2 separate regions of the Mus musculus genome follow, and region 2 is linked to region 1. The links are chromatin loops, found by intact Hi-C in ENCODE. Cell type or tissue: heart. All regions are shown on one strand.

Region 1 (8,000 bases):
GCCAGTCTGCAGGTAGCCCCAACTGGATTTCTCCAAGACCTGCATCCAAAGTGTTCAATGTCTTCAGTAATAGGCTTTTACTTTCAAGTTAAGGAAGGCAACCGAGGGCAACGGCAATCATCTGTACTGTTTGGAGAGGGTTATTGTGCCACCCTGGTCAATAACTCCTGTTAGCACTGGGGTTTTGGTAGGTAGTCTATAGGGGTTTGTTTTTTTTTTTTTTGGCAGGGGTGGGGGAGATTACCATCCCATAAAATACAACTCTGTGTGGGAATACTTTAAGAATTGATATTTGAATTGCCTAGTTTTTTTTCATACACATAAAAAAATTGTTCAATGAATGTTAGCTTGGGATGAGGACAGAGTTTCTAACAGTTTCTGAGATGGTCCTAAGCATGCTTCTGCCATTTGTATTACATATTTATGTGAAGAGGAAATATCAGCACTGGTAATTATAAAGTCAAAATATGAGTCAATTCTGAAAAATGGTGAAGATGTTCTACATCCTGCAGAGTCAGATTTGGCTGACTTCATTTGTTCTTTCTTCATTTGTCTTGGAGTGTATATTCGTGCACACACATGATATGTGTGCCTGCTTGTGTGTACCTGTGCGTGTTTGTTTGAGTGCCTGAGTGAGTGCACCACAGCACACACGTGGAGGTCAGAGGACAATCTCTAATGTCTGTCCTCACTTTTGACCCTGTCTCAGGGTATCTTGCTGCTGCCTGCCAAGTTGCCTGACCTTAGAGTTTCCAAGAATTCTCCACTTTGCCTCCTATCTTGCCACAAGGTTGATGGCACTACAGATGCATGTTACTGTGAGCATCTTTTACATGGGTTCTGGGGATCTGAACTCATGACTTCATGCTTGCAGAAAAAGACCTTCCCCAACTAAGCCATGATTTCAGTCAAGCCTTAATGTAAAAGTAAATGACCACACTCATGTGTATGCAGACTTGCTTTTTGTCTTTAATAATAAAATTATATGGATACCAAAGAATTGTTTTGGGATAAATTTGCATTTCATTTCCAGTGCATGTTTGGTTTGTGCATCCATTTTACATACTTACATGTGTGGGGGCACACAAAAATTTCTTAAGTGGGAGAGGGTCAGGAGTGGAATGAGTTTAAACCTTTCCTAGCATGTACAAGATCCTGGGGTGCATTCCCTGATGGCAAAACAAACAAAGCAACAATAGTGTTACTCTAGTTTCTGTCACGATGAATCTGTCTCTGTGCAAACTTAAGTTCACTGTGCATGTTTTTAACTGGGATTTAACAACTTTTCTGTGTCTATGCTCGCTGACACTACAGATACCATAAGCTCATATGGTGCTTGAGTTTTTGTGTTTATTTCATTTATCATAATGCCATAATGGTCATCCTCACTACCATATATGACAAGCTTTCTTTCCTTTTTGAGTCTGGCTACTATTTCTCCATATGGCTACATAACAGTACAACAGCCCCTTGGTTCAAGACATCCTCCCTGCCCATGATGCTACAACCCAGAGAGTCAAGTCTCCTCCATCCATGGCTGTAGCAGGTGCCTATGACCAATGTACAGCTTCCTGTGCGCTTAGTTTAAGTAATCTCTAAGTAACCCATGGTACCCAAGGAATGCAAACACCATCCAATAGGAGCTGTACAATATTGCTTAAGGTGCAAAGGCAGCAAGGCATGCCTGCACATGTTTAGTATAGATGCAGTTTTTCTAAGGAACATCTCCTGCCTTTGGAGTATGAAAGCACAGACGAGAGGGCTGAACATACTTTGTTGCCCATTCATTCATTCATCACTGGACACTGTGACGTCTCAGCTATCATGAATAAAGCTGCTGTGAGCATGGGTAAGCATGGGTGTACCAAAACAGACACATTTTAAACCTCTCGATTTGTCCGTTCCTCCTTCCTCTGCCTTCAGTGCCAGAGAAGAGGAGGAAGCAGCGCCAGGCAGAGAAGAAGAATTCGGGCTGAGGAAGCAGGAAGTAGGGGCAGGGGCTTGCCTTCCCTTCTCTGGAACAAAACAGGAAGTGGCAGGCCTGAAGATCCCAGACGGGTAGAGCTGGATGACTGGTGGGTTTGAAGCTACGCATGGAGCTAGTGACTGTCTCCTTGGGCTTATAGGGAAACGACCATTTCCCAAGTGTCTTGGACGGCGCTGCAGCCCATATAGTGTCTAGGTAAAGCGTCTGAGTGGTTGCCCTTGGCATTTTGCAGCAAACAGCCCGCATGTCCAAGACAGAACAGAGTGAATGTGCTTCAAGGGCTGGTAAGTAAGCAGAAGCCTCCTGTCAGGATGAAGAGGCCCCTGGGAGAGAAGCATACCACCAGGGTCTGAGTAAATCAAGATGCTCCTGACAGACTGGGCAGGGCCAGACACCACAAGCCAGAATAGAGACAGTGCCTTAAGGACCAGGGTGTCATCCTGCACAGCGGACAGGCATTCAGAATCTCTCTGCACTGCCACCAGAGAGCTAGATCCTGTTCCCATCTATGTCCTGACCCCCATGTGGAGCAGAGTTGTCTCCAAGGAGATTAAATCTCCCGGTGAACTAGACAGAAATGGGCTTGCATCTTCATACGAAAGGACATAGGGTACTCTGTAAGTGCTGCTGGGGGCTGTGTCTAGGTCCTCCGCCCAGCCAGAAAGCCTCATTTGTAGCTGCAGGTTCACAGCAAACCTCATTGCTGTGGGAGGACTGTTGCCTAGGAGACAAAGTCATCCAACCTGGAGCCACCTGGAAGGTTCAGAGGCCCAGCCCCCTTGCCTGTAAGTAACTACAGTAGCACAATGGCCTAGTCTCCCCTCGGCAGGATTGTGCCCTAGAGTGTACCAGGGGGCCAGGCAAGAGCTGGCTACACCTGACATTAGACTACTCAGTTCCTCTCCTGTCCCTTTGCTGTCCCAGTGAGCTCGTGAGTGAAATCCAGATCCCTCACTCTGCTGCTAAGAAAAGCCACCCAAGATGTAAATGTTTCAAGGCCTAGGCTGTGTCTCCCTGTACCCCCACAGGGTGGAGATGTCTAAGAAAAAGCACAGATGGGTTTTGCTTGTTTTGATGTGTAATTGTAGTGAGAGTGAATCTGGGCTTCCACTGCATATGTTAAGGTCCCTAGGCAAAAGTAATTTTTATAAGCAGTTGGCAGACCCTGACTGTCTACCTGTATGACTGTTGCACACAGGGCTGTCTGAGGGTAGTTGTACTTGTCTGTAGCACATACCACCCCAGGAAGTTGTTTCTGACCCCCACCTCCCAAAGCCAGGTTGAGGGATTTAGCAGATAAAAAACTGAAAGCTGGTTATTCTTGGGAGTTGAGATACAACGATGGAACATGTAAGGCTAGCCTGAGTTACATGGGAAGACCTTATCTCATGAAAAAAAATTAAATCAGATACACATTCAATAACTCTGCAGTATAAGTGGGAAGGCCCAATGGACTTCCATTGAAAACATTATTGGGTGTTTATTTAAGTAGGCATCTTTTAATTTTCTTTACAAAGTTTTATTCACATGTGTGTTGTATGTGGTGTGTGTGTTTATGTCTCTGTATATATGTACACATCTAGGTGGCTGTCTACAGTGGCCAGAGGAGGTGACAATCCCCTGAAATCCCCTGAAGCTGGGATCCTGGCAGTTATAAACTGCCCCAGATGGGTGCTAGGAACCAAATTCAAGTCCTCTGTAAGAGCAGCAAGTCCTCTTAACTGCCAAACCATCTCTTCAGCCCCATAACTGGACTTGTTGTGCCCTTAAAAATATTTTTAAAGTTAAAATATAATTATGTCCCTCCAAGCCCTCCGTATCTCCTCCATTAGACCCCTCCATACCTCCCCGCTCCTATCCCTACTTCAGTCACAATCGAATGGATGACCTCTTATTTCTTTCATTATTGTAGTTCTGTTTCTCTTGCCACCCTCCCACACTTGGACTCTCAGAAGCCCCTAGGGCTGCCTCTGCTTCTGACCCAAAACAGCAGAGCTGCAGATGTCAGAAATCGCCCTCTGGGACTTTGCTCCTGACTTGACCTTGAGCCTTCCTCTCCACAGAGCAAGGGAGCAGATCTGAGGGATCTAGATGAGAGGACACAGCTAGAATGGAGGCAGGACAAGGCGTCTCTCAGAAGTCGCCTGGGAGCCAAACACTAGCTTGGCTGTCAGCAAGTCCCTGCTCATCTGGAAAGGAGGCCTGGTGCCAGCTGGGCTCATTCCGGGAATAGAAACGGAATAAAGACTGTGGGCAAGTGAGAGATGAGAAACCCAGTCGCACTGGCAAGTTCTGAGACTTACATGGATTGAGCAATTCAGATATGCCTGCCTATTCACAGTCTCTGCCACACTTTGCTTCAAAATCAACTGATGGGTTGATTTGGGGAAATGGAGGATCAGAGTGGTGGAGACCAGCGTGTCTTCTCAGTAAAAGACACAGGCAAGCTATATGCTGAGGGCTGGGAAGATCCAGAGCCAGTCTTTCCAGGGCAACCTTAGCAGATGCTGTCCCAGCCCTGCCACTGGTCCTTCAGGACTCAAGAGTTCCCACAAAAACCAATGCCTGTGGCTCTGTCCATTCCGTGTCTGGGAGTATTACCCAACCAGGGAGGTATGGACAACACACACCTATTCCCTTAGGTAACACAACTCCAATCTCCCAAATGTCCTCAGGGAGGCACACTGTTTAGGGAAGTAACCTGCTTTGTAGCCATCTTCTCCATCCTGTCTCACTTTCAGACTTCCCTATTGTGTAACAGGGATCCCTCCCCAGATCAACTTTTTAACTTCGGAAAATGCCCTTGATATGAGTAGCCCACAGGACATCACAGTCAGTCCCTACCGAACGTACATGGCAGTGTCACATGGAAAGAGAGCCACAAACATTGGGAACTTGAGTCCTGAACTTTGGGACCATAATAGCCCAGGGTTGTGGGGGAAGGGTCAAGGGAGCTTCAATCCCTGATCCCTCAAACAGGACAAGCAGGAGATAGCTACCTCTCCATCTCCAACAGGGAGCCATAAAGCCAGCTCCCCACCATCAACCCTAGTACGAATCTGGTACCTTGACAATTCTCAGGCTTCACTCCTTGTTTGAACTTATAAGGTCCCCACCCCTTACAGTCCCTGAGAATGTAGAAAAAGCATTTTCCAACACCCCTGCCCTGGTCAATGCTACATAGCCACACAAACCTTGTTCCAGAGACCTTAGCCACCTCCCCAGGAGCATAAATACCCATCCTGTCCCTAATAAATGGAACCAGTTATCTCCTCAGTTCCTGCACTGCACTCTCCCATGCCTGGCTAAGCTTGCCTCCCTCCAGTTCAGCTCGCACTCACTAGGCCATGCTACTGAAAGGGAAGCAGACACAGGGTGGCCCTGAAAGACAAGAGGCAGGGCTGGGGCAGCATCTGCTAAGTTCAGTTTGGCTCTGAGTCCTTGCTTTGGAGGAAAGACCTGGCTCTGGAGGTTCCCCAGCTCTGAGCTTATAGCCCACTTTGACCAGCTGAACTAGTAGAAGTCTGGGAACTGGCCATGGGTTAGATTCTCAAGGGGCCAGAAGCCTAAGAAAACAGCTAACACCTCTGCAGGTTTAGATGCAAAGACTTATCCAGAATCTCTTTCTGGGTCATCAAGACTGAAAACAAAGACCCTCCTGAGATAACTATCAGGAGGCTGGTTGTGTCTGGCTTCAGGAGAGCCCCAATGGGAGCTGCCCTTTAAACTTGTGTGGAATTCATAGGAGTTCCCATGAACACGCAGGAAAGGATTTCTCAGCGACTTCTATCTCTTTAATTGATGGCATTATCCTTGGAGCTCTTTTGCAAACGATAAGAAGCAGTGGAGTCATTTCTGGACATCTGCAGGGTTATAGCCTTTTGATTCAGTAGGGAAGATGACCCAGACGCTATCATCACAGGTTCAAAACCAGGCTGGGCAACACTGAGTCACAAAACAAAACAAAACAAAAATCTAAAAGGGAAGCTGGGTGTTTCTCAGCAATAAAATGCTTACCTCGCAAATAGAAAACCCTAGGGTTTAGTTCCTAGGACTGGATGTTTTTTAAAAAAATGTTTAAAGAAGCTTGCCCAGCTATGTGTTGATATACCTCTTTGGAGTGAATTTGCCTTTCCTCGCCTGGGCAGCGAATGTTCTGCCTCTTTCAAGGGTCAGCCTCAAGACTACATCGTCAGGAGGTGTAGATCTAGAAGAAGTCTTAGTCCCATGATCTTTTTGAAAGCAGGACTGTTAAACGCCTATTCTGGTTAGGGGTAGGTGACAAACGCAAAAGCCAGAAGGAACTGGCAAGAGAAGGCAATTAACCTGGGAGGGAAAACAGTGCAAGGGCAATGGTTAGTGGGGATTGGAATTGCATCTGAGACGGAGGTTACAAAACTGGTATGGACTCGGGCTGAGCAGGGTCCCTACCTGCTCATCTGAAGGTCACCCTCTCTCTGAAAAGTTTGTCTTACTTTGGGGAAGTTTGACCGAATTTGTGGAACTTTTTGCCAAGAAGTCCAAAATTTAAAATTTGGATTTTTATGCACCAATTTCCATTTTGTTTGTTTGTTTACTTGCTTGCTTAAGACAGTCTTGCTATGTAGCCCAGGCTAGCCTAGTACTTGCTATGTAGCTCAGGTTGGCTTCAAACCACTCAAGTCCCCCTGCCTCAGGCTTCCAAGTACTAGGATTACAAGATACCATCATGCTTGCCTCCAATTTTGGAGGACAGGGGGTGTTTATTTTGTCTTCCTTTGAGACGCAGTCTTATGTAGCCCAGGCTGGCCTCTTGAACTTTTTGTGTCGCTAAGGATGAACTTGAGTTCCTGATCTTCTGCCTCTGCCTCCAAAATGCTAAAATTACAGTATGTGTTATCACACAGAATAGCAACTTTTTTTTTCTTTTGTGACAAGATTTTGTCAAGCCATAATTTGCTTTGAACTGGCCTCAGACTGAGATGTTTCTTCTCTCCCAGCTGTCTGAGTGCTAGAACTACCAATATGTGCCATCATGCCTGCCTCAAGTTGCCAAATTTTAACTGTTGGCCAATAACTTGCATATTTGTAACACGGATGCAACCAAACCAATCTATACCACTAGTTTCCCTCTGTTGTTACGGACTTTGCTTCCAGAGGAAATCGTGTCATCTGTATTTATCAATACAACTAGACATCATACATTCAGTTACTGTAGACCAGGCAGCTCGGGTTAAGAGTCCTTTCAAGCAAGTCCCATCTCCTAGGAAACCTGAAGTTTGGATTGGTGCTTTCCCCTTAAACTTCGGATGAAGCTGTTCTGGGATAGTTTTGCTCTTCCCATGAAGCTGTCTACAAACAGGTGACCACCACTCTCACCTCTCCCTCCATGTTCCTCTCAGTGAGATACACATCCTAGTGGTCCTGCCCTGAAGATGGCTGGGTTTCCAGACCTGCAAACCTGGCTTAGCATTCCATGCTCAGGTTCCAGCTCTTTCAGAGTCCCCTGAGCGCTGGTGTGATCTGGATGTCTTTCCAAGGCTCTGGTGGGACAAGTGTGCAGAACATCCTCTACTCAGATCTAGTCTTCTGCATGGAATTTGGGTAGAGTCATCTGGGAGTGACTGAGCACACACGTATGGTACCTGTGCTCCTGTATAGGGAAGAACTGAGAGAGCCATTTGCACATTTCGTGCCCCTAGCCATCTCATCTGCACAGTGAATGCTGCTTGATTCACTCTGAGCAGCAATGTGAGACAGAAGCCACACCAAGACACAGATGGACAGACGACAAGTAGCTGGTTTGCTACTCAATGCCTGGACACCTTGATCTTCACACACACACACACACACACACACACACACACACACACACACACACACACACCTGCAACCTCCATTCTGGCCACCACCAAAGAAGTTCTTATTCTAGATGGGCTAGGACTGTTGCTATTTCAGAATCAGCTTAATACCCCCATCAGAAACACATTCTAGCCAGCTTGCTACATAAGGGAACAGGGCTAAAGAGTCTAAT
Region 2 (8,000 bases), 63 kb before region 1:
AAGCAGCTAAGGCTTAGCCACGCCTCTCCAATCCTAATTCTAAGGCCATGGGTTACAATGGGTAAGAGGCAAAGGAAGAGAGAGAGTGGATGGGCCCTGCAGGGACTGAGGACTCTAGCCCTGCCTATAGGATGGCAGAGAATGGAAGAAAAGGGATGGGGGATGGGAGATGGGGGGAGGGAGGGAGGGAGGGAGGGAATGATATAAAGATATAAAAAAGTCCTTCTGAATCAACAACATACATCATCTTCTTGAAGTTAGGGCAATAAAACTGTAAATGTTTTTATTAAAATTTAAAGTTTGAATAAACAAGAAGCAGATACATACCGATTGTAAATTTAAACCTACAGCCAGTGCTTTCGGTGTTGTTGCTTTTTAAAATTGAAACAGTGTTGCGCTGTGGAGCTCAGGTAGGCCTAGAACTCATTATATAGCCCAGGCTGGCCTCAGGCTCATGGCAATTCTCCTGCCTCAATCTCCCAAGCATTGCGATTATACGTGGGAGCCACCCTGACTAGCCAATAGGTGCCTTTAAATAGTTTTTATCACCATGATTTATTTATGGGGATGTTACATATGCCGCTGCATGATTTCAAGGACAAAGGACAAGTCTTTGGAGTCCCTTCTCTCTTTCCACCATGTGGGTCTTGAGGATCAAACTCAGATCATCAGTGTGAATGGCAAGTGACTTTACTCCTGGTATCCCCTCACTGGTCCCTGAGACATCCTTCAAATTTTTTTTCTTTCAAAACTATTTTAATTACATGTATGAGTATGTCTGACCACATAAGCATAGATTGGCTCCATGGCGGCCAGAGGCATCAGGCCCCCCTGTGCAGCTGGAGTTACAGATAGTTGTTAGTGACCCGGTGTGGGTGTTGAGGACTCAATCCAGGTCCCCTGCAAGAGCAGCAAGTGCCCTTAATTAACCGAGTTATCTTTCTAGCCCCTAATCGGTGCTTTTCAGGACAATTCTAAGATGCTCGGCTCTAAGGCCTCTGGGTTCTGTGTAAGCGTTTCTCTGCTACAGAAAACTTCAGCACAATTCGTGAAGCACCAGATCAGGCCAAGGATGTGCCGGAGGCATTAAACTAGATCTTAAAAGAAAACTGAGTCACCATCTGTAGCTACCCCAGACCCTCACCCCAGTCGTAGCCACCCCCAGCCCCTCACCCCAGGGGTGGTGTAAGTACCCTCCCATGGCCAAGTTCCATTACCCCATGGGTTATTGCTGAATCCAGGGTGTAAGAAAGAGATGTTCACAAGTGGCCCTCCTAGGCTAGCATGAGCCTCAAGGATCCCACTGATGCCAACCAAACTCCTTTGCATACTAATGACAGAGGCCCATAAAGAAAAGATCACCCAAGGTAACAGCAGGGAATGGAGGGCAAAGACCACCCTGACAAAATGCTCCATTCTTTGTCCCAAATTATTGCTTATTGCTATTTGCCCTGCTCAAGAATACGTGCAGTTGATGCTGACCCAGAACCTTCCTTTTATATTTTAAAGTGTGTGTGTGTGTGTATGCATATGTATGCACTAATGTGTGTGAATGTGAATATGTATGTGTGTATTGTATTCATATGTGTATGTGTACATGCAGGTGTGTATGTGTGTATGTGCATATACTCATACTCTATAGCATTTTCCTTTGGCATTCCTCTGTTAAGAACACACATCTTACCTGCTCAGAGTAGCTACTATTCTTTTTCAGACTCAGTTCAGATGTCATCTACTCAGAAGACCTCCTTGACCTTTGTACACAGTCAGTCCTCTGTCAGAGAGCCCTTAGTTCTTTCCTCCTGTCACGTGCGTCTAAAATGTCCTCATTATTAGCTTACTGTGGTCTCCTCCATAAAGACTGATACTGCTAACTGTTCTACCAGCTTCTAGAGTGAGTCTGGGAGTTGTGCATTCAACTGCCAGATATTTTTTGAGCACCTACTATGTGCCCAGTATAACTTTAACACCTGACATCCAGATGAGAGCTATTACCTCTTGCTCTAGGGTGGGATGCATGGAGTTTCCTCCAGTAGGCTGTGCATGAGGGCTCCCTATTTTCTAAAGAAGGAACAAGACAGACCAAAGAGAGGCTGCTGGTCCAGCACACAGCGAGCAGGTGCTGGGCTAAGGTGCCCTCAGGCTCTGTTCCTGCCTTTCCAATTATTTGTTACTATGTCCCAAATTATTGCTCAAACTAGAGACACAAGGTTTCATTATTTTATGTTTAATAGTATCTCTTGCTGTTCTGGGAAATACAACCTGCTACATGGAGCCCTGTGGAGTTACAGCTTCTCTACGGAAGTCTAGTGAGAATTTTATGCATGAAAACAGAGTGATAGGAAAGGAATTGAAGTCACTAGCCGATGGCCCTGAGTGCACACTGATAGTGTGTTTCCTTTTCTTGCTCTTCATACCCAAGGTGTTTGTCTTTTGTGTCCTTTTGTCACAATTCATAGTGCCCTCAGAATAAAAGATAACTCAAGCAGAATCTTCAAATACTGGGTGGCGAGGGTGAGGTCAAGTTTGTGGAGCATTCCCAGTAAGGATCAGTGGGCAATGCAGGCAGCAGTCCCCTTTGCAGTTTCTGCAGTCTGCATCAGTTCCCTGTCTCCCTACATTTGTCCTTTATAGAATGTCCTAGAAGTGAAACCAGAAGGTAGCTGTTTGGGTCTGGCTTCTTACACTTAGTGCAGGGCATTCAACTCCATTGGTACTGTCTGGTAGGCTCTTTCTCTTTCAGAGAATGGCTGTCTTGCAGCTTACCCCAGGCCTGCTTCCCAGCTCTGGGATTCCTTAGATGAAGTTCAGTGAGAACCTCAGGCGACAAAGCAGATGAGAACTGAGATTGAATGATCTGGCTGAGCATGGGGAGAGTGGGGTGAGGCTGTGTCGTGGCCTTGGAAGCTCCTGTTACAATCTGCAGGATTCTTTGGAACATACTTTGAAGCCTGATTTTAATGCTTAGAGAGTTTCATTGTCCCTTTTAACATATCTCCAGTTTCCTACTGTAATAATAAGTGTCCTGTGCCTGGGGACACTCAGGCCTGGGACACTCTAAGACATCCACAAGACTCACCGTCTCCATTCCCATATCTTTGCAGAGGCTTCAATTTTCCAACTGCCTCTGTTTAGCACTGCAAACTGTCTCTGAGCTCACTCACCCTCCCCTCCCCTGTCCAGTCTCTGCTCATAGACTCTTAACTCTGTCTAGCCTGCTAAGCAACAGGATTACTCATAGGCCTGTGTGCCTGCTTCCAGATAAATGCTACATGGGACAGACCTTTGTTTTGCTTTCTTTTCCTGTTGCTGTGGTAAAATAGCCAGACAAGACTTCAAGAGAGAAAGGGTTTGTTCACCTCAGAATTCTGGGTTGCGTTCCACCGTTGCATGGAAGTCAGAGCAGGAACTTGAAGCAGCCAGTCACATCCACAGTGAAGAGCAAAGAGAATTGATGTCTGTGTGTCTACAACTCAGTTCACTTCCTCTTTTATACAGCCCTTGACCAAATCCAGGAAAAGGTGCCTTTAAGATGTGTTCTTCCATATCAATTAACATCACCAAGTCAGTTCCCCCTAGACATGCCCATAGGCTAACCTGAGCTAGACAACCCCTCACTGAGACTCTATTCGCAGGTGACTTGACAATACTATGAGCTGACAGTTAAATCTGAGTATCTCATTCCTCTATCTTAAATGCATAGAGAGTGTCTGGGAGATTGCATGTCAACAACACTGAGAGAGCTAATGACAATGGGACCTGATATCAGGGAACCCTGAACCGGTGCTGACAGGTCTGAACTGGTGCTGACTGCTTCACTTACACCTTTGTTATCTTTACATTAACCACCTGGACTCTTTGACCCTGGGTTTCCTCCTCTGGAGAATAGTAATAATATAAAGTAATGCCAAGTAACAATATAAAGCTCTAGTAGCCACATGCTGTAACTATTACCACAAGTTAGGTAGCTTTCAAAAGCTACCTTGTACCAGAGCCATGCACCACACAGTTCTGGAGGCAGACTTTCAAGTCAGGTATCAGCAGGCCCCGCTCTGCCTGGCCCTGGCAGTGAGGATCCTTCCTCACCTCTTCCAGCATCTACTAAACACTCCCAGTCATCGGCCCCTTGGTTTTTTTTAGCTTCATACTTTCCTTTGGCTCTGGAGTCCTAGCTGTTTCTCCGTCTGGTTGGCACAACACTCCTTTTTCCTCACTGGACTCTGTACTTGGTGATATCACCCTGTGGATTCTACAGAGAACATTCAAGGAAGGTTGTTCCAAATTCAGTTCTTGGCCAGCCACCCAGCCTCTCAGAAGACAGAGCCCTAGAAATGGTCCTTGGAGCAAGTCTTTTGGTTGGCCGATGACGCCAGAAGGTATTGATAGGGTGTGTGAGAGGGACAAAGAGAACCCAGGTGTCCTTGGGAAGGTGTATTGCAAAGCAAATCATTACTGCAGTGTACTGGCTGGTTTCGCATGTCAACTTGACACAGGCTAGAGTTATCACAGAGAAAGGAGCTTCAGTTGGGGAAATGCCTCCATGAAATTCAGCTGTGGGGCATTTTCTCAGTTGGTGATCAAGGGGGGAGAGGCATTGTGGGTGGTGCCATCCCTGGACTGGTAGTCTTGGTTCTATAAGAGAGCAGGCTGAGCAAGCCAAGGGAAGCAAGCCAGTAACATCCCTCCATGGCCTCTTCATCAGCTCCTGCTTCCTGACCTGCTTGATTTCTAGTCCTGACTTCCTTTGGTGATCAACAGCAATGTGGAAAGTGTAAGCTGAATAAACCCTTTCCTCCCCAACTTGCTTCTTGGTCATGATATTTGTGCAGGAATAGAAACCCTGAGTTTCTATTCATACATACAGCCATAGCTCCATCCCAGGGAAACCCTGGGGAGCAGTGTGGTTCTGTCCTCAGGATGAGTCCTCTGGAGGGAGAGAAGAAGACGGGCATCCTCCTGCATGCCTTCCTGGTACCCTGTGCATGGGCTTCAGAGAAAAGAGTTATATAAATAGTAGCAGAGGGGTAGGTGGACACCACCAACGTTTTGGAACAGTCCTTTCCAAAGAGGTGCACCATTCTATTAACACATGTTAGGTGTCTCCTAACCATATGCCTGGACTAAAGCCATGATGCTGGACAAGACAGAAGCAGCCCCTGCCCCCTGGGGTGTCATCTGGGAGAAGACAAGGGCACTTAAATGGGCTGTTGCTTGCCAGGGCTGTGGACACGCTGAGGGCTTTTAAAGAAGGAGGAGATGCCAGGGCCCAGGGGGAGAGGAGGCTAGAAGTACTGGGCGGTTGCAAAGGTTAATGCCTATGTAGGAAAACCACGACTTTGTAGGGGGCATGTGGAAAGAGAATGTGGATGCTCTGAGGACCCTGAATGGGTGTGGGATGGGGGAAGGGGGAGGAAGGGAGGCTGCAAATGCCGTGTTGAAGATAAAGAAGAGTTTCTGAAGAGTGCTCACCATTGAACTGAACGGAAGCTGTACATGGTGGGAAAAGTTTTTTCTGTTGACTATGCTCATACTGAGCTAGAAGGGGTGTGCAAGAATGGCAGTGGGGGTCTCTCAGCTCTTATGATCCTACTTGTGTGTGTGTGTGTGTGTGTGTGTGCATATTCATACATGTCCATGTTCCTATATGTGTGTATATAGGGGTACATTCGGAGGTTAAAGGATATCTTCCTTTATGGTTGTTTGCTCTATATTTTGAGATAAGGTCTCTCACTGAACCTGGAGCTCACGGATACAGCTAGATTGGCTGGGTAGCAGACTCTAGGGATCCAGCTGCTTCTGCCCTGTTAGAGCTGGGATTACAGACACAGAGTACCACACCCAGTTTTTACGTGAGTGCTGGAGACAGAGTTAAGGTCTTGGTGTTTATGTGCTGACCACTTAATGAACTGAGGCCGCTGACCAACTTCTCTTCTTGAGCCCTGCACCATTGTGTGAGTGTCTGTTATTTATATGTCTTCCCATGGATGGGTACTTGTGAACCGCATCCAATCTGGGCTCTTGCGAATAGTGTTGCTATGGATATTCTAGGAGGTGTATCAGGAGGCTCAAATACAACACAGCACCCCTTTCAGCTAAGCACCTGGTGACCACAAGCAGGATTTTCAGGCATCCATTTTCAGAGGTTTTTCCAGCTTCTCCCCCATTCTTAGGCAACTGGGGACATCAGGGCTGTGTTGTGGCTTCCCTATACTGATTAAGCACTCTGTATTGCTCAGTGTTAATTATCTCCTGGAGAGAATGTAGTAGTACCTGGAAGAGGGGCTGCTGGACATGCCGTGGGTGATTATCTTGATTGTATGGAGGTGGGGGTGCCCTCCTGCTGTGGGTAGCCCATTCCCTAGATTGTGTAAGGAGAGGAAAGGAGCTGGGAAGCAGCAGGGATTCATCTTGCTCTCTGTTCTTGATCGTGGATGTGGCTTGACCGGTTCCTTTAAGTTCCTGCCTCCTTGGCAGACGGTGTCTGCCAGAATGAACCTTTTCTCCTTTAAATTGCTTTTGGCAAAGCATTTTACCACAGTATTGGAAAAGAAACTAAGACGTTGTCCATAGCTGCCCACCTGAGAGGAAGGATTTGTCTCTTGTCTGGGTGTTCACTCGCAGATGAAACACATACATCACCCTCCAATGGAAATGGTCCTCCTGTTCACTAGAGTTCTGGTGTTTCCATGCCCCACACAATTGTGTGCCTGTGTGTTCATTCGTGTGTGCCTGTGTGTGTGTGTGTGTGTGTGTTTTGGGGAGATCCCAGGCTCCAATCCCCTGAACATGCAGCAGGTGTGTATGTGTGTGTGTGTGTGTGTGTGGGGGTGTGTTGGGGGAGTCCATCCCTGAGAGGTGGACCCTCTGCAGCCCCAGAAGCCTTTGCACCTATGCATCCTTCGGACCTTTTTCTCCAGGTATTTTTGCCTCCTTAGCACTTGCATGCCCACTTTAAAATTGAAATCCACTCCTCCCCCGACACCTCCTATGTATCTTTCCTGCCTTATCAACCTCAACTTAACATACCACAACGCCAGCTGTTTAACATACCGCAACGCCAGCTGTTTAACATACCGCAATGCCAGCTGTTTAACATACCGCAACGCCAGCTGTTTAACATACCGCAATGCCAGCTGTTTAACATACCGCAACGCCAGCTGTTTAACATACCGCAATGCCAGCTGTTTAACATACCGCAACGCCAGCTGTTTAACATACCGCAACGCCAGCTGTTTAACATACCGCAACGCCAGCTTTTTAACATACCGCAACGCCAGCTGTTTAACATACCGCAACGCCAGCTGTTTAACATACCGCAACGCCAGCTGTTTAACATACCGCAACGCCAGCTGTTTAACATACCGCAACGCCAGCTGTTTAACATACCGCAACGCCAGCTGTTTAACATACCGCAACGCCAGCTGTTTAACATACCGCAACGCCAGCTGTTTAACATACCGCAACGCCAGCTGTTTAACATACCGCAACGCCAGCTGTTTAACTTGTCTTTTTTCCTACCCAACCCAGGGTAAATCCTAAGAGGCCAGGGATTTTTTTCCCCTCTGAATCCAGGGCTTCAAATGTGCCAGGCAAGCACTGTACCACGGAGCTAATCCCCATCAAAGGCAGGGTTTTTAAGGATCTTGTTCTAGCTCCTCAGATCTGAGAGTGCTGCGAGGCACATTCTAGGTACTCAGCAAATATAATCATTTGCCACTTGGAGGTGGGGCACAGAGCTGGGAGAGGGCTGAGTGTCTGCCAGTGCTCACTCTGCAAATCATTAGCACCACATTAAAGACAGTCGTGGGTATGGATACCTGTAACATCAGGGTTCCTGAGAGCTTGCAGGCCAGCCACTGAAGTGTGAGCCGCCACTGCAGTGGGAGATTCTGCATCAAGGAGACCCTAAAACAGCAACAGAGGAAGCCATCTGATGCACATACCACACACACACACACACACACACACACACACACACACACACAAAGGACCTGTACTCA

The links. Peaks named below come from ENCODE experiments on the same cell type or tissue, not always from the same donor. Only the 100,000 strongest peaks of a DNase experiment are listed, where the experiment ranks them.
Region 2: it touches region 1 in a loop (2.1-fold over the local background); 3 of 42 quality-filtered maps call a loop at or near these places.

Annotation. Positions count from the first base shown.
Region 1 is chr2:144,041,122-144,049,121 of GRCm38, reverse strand. All of the region lies in intron 1 of Banf2 (BANF family member 2), which reads right to left. Among named protein-coding and RNA genes, the nearest start is that of Banf2, 12 kb to the right of the region's middle. In heart, no CTCF peak of the experiment used is centred here; DNase peaks (open chromatin) are centred at 2,001 and 4,171; H3K27ac peaks cover 766 bases.
Region 2 is chr2:144,103,802-144,111,801 of GRCm38, reverse strand. All of the region lies in intron 2 of Banf2os (a long non-coding RNA gene), which reads left to right. Among named protein-coding and RNA genes, the nearest start is that of Banf2, 75 kb to the right of the region's middle. In heart, no CTCF peak of the experiment used is centred here; a DNase peak (open chromatin) is centred at 4,211; H3K27ac peaks cover 92 bases; H3K27me3 peaks cover 3,102 bases.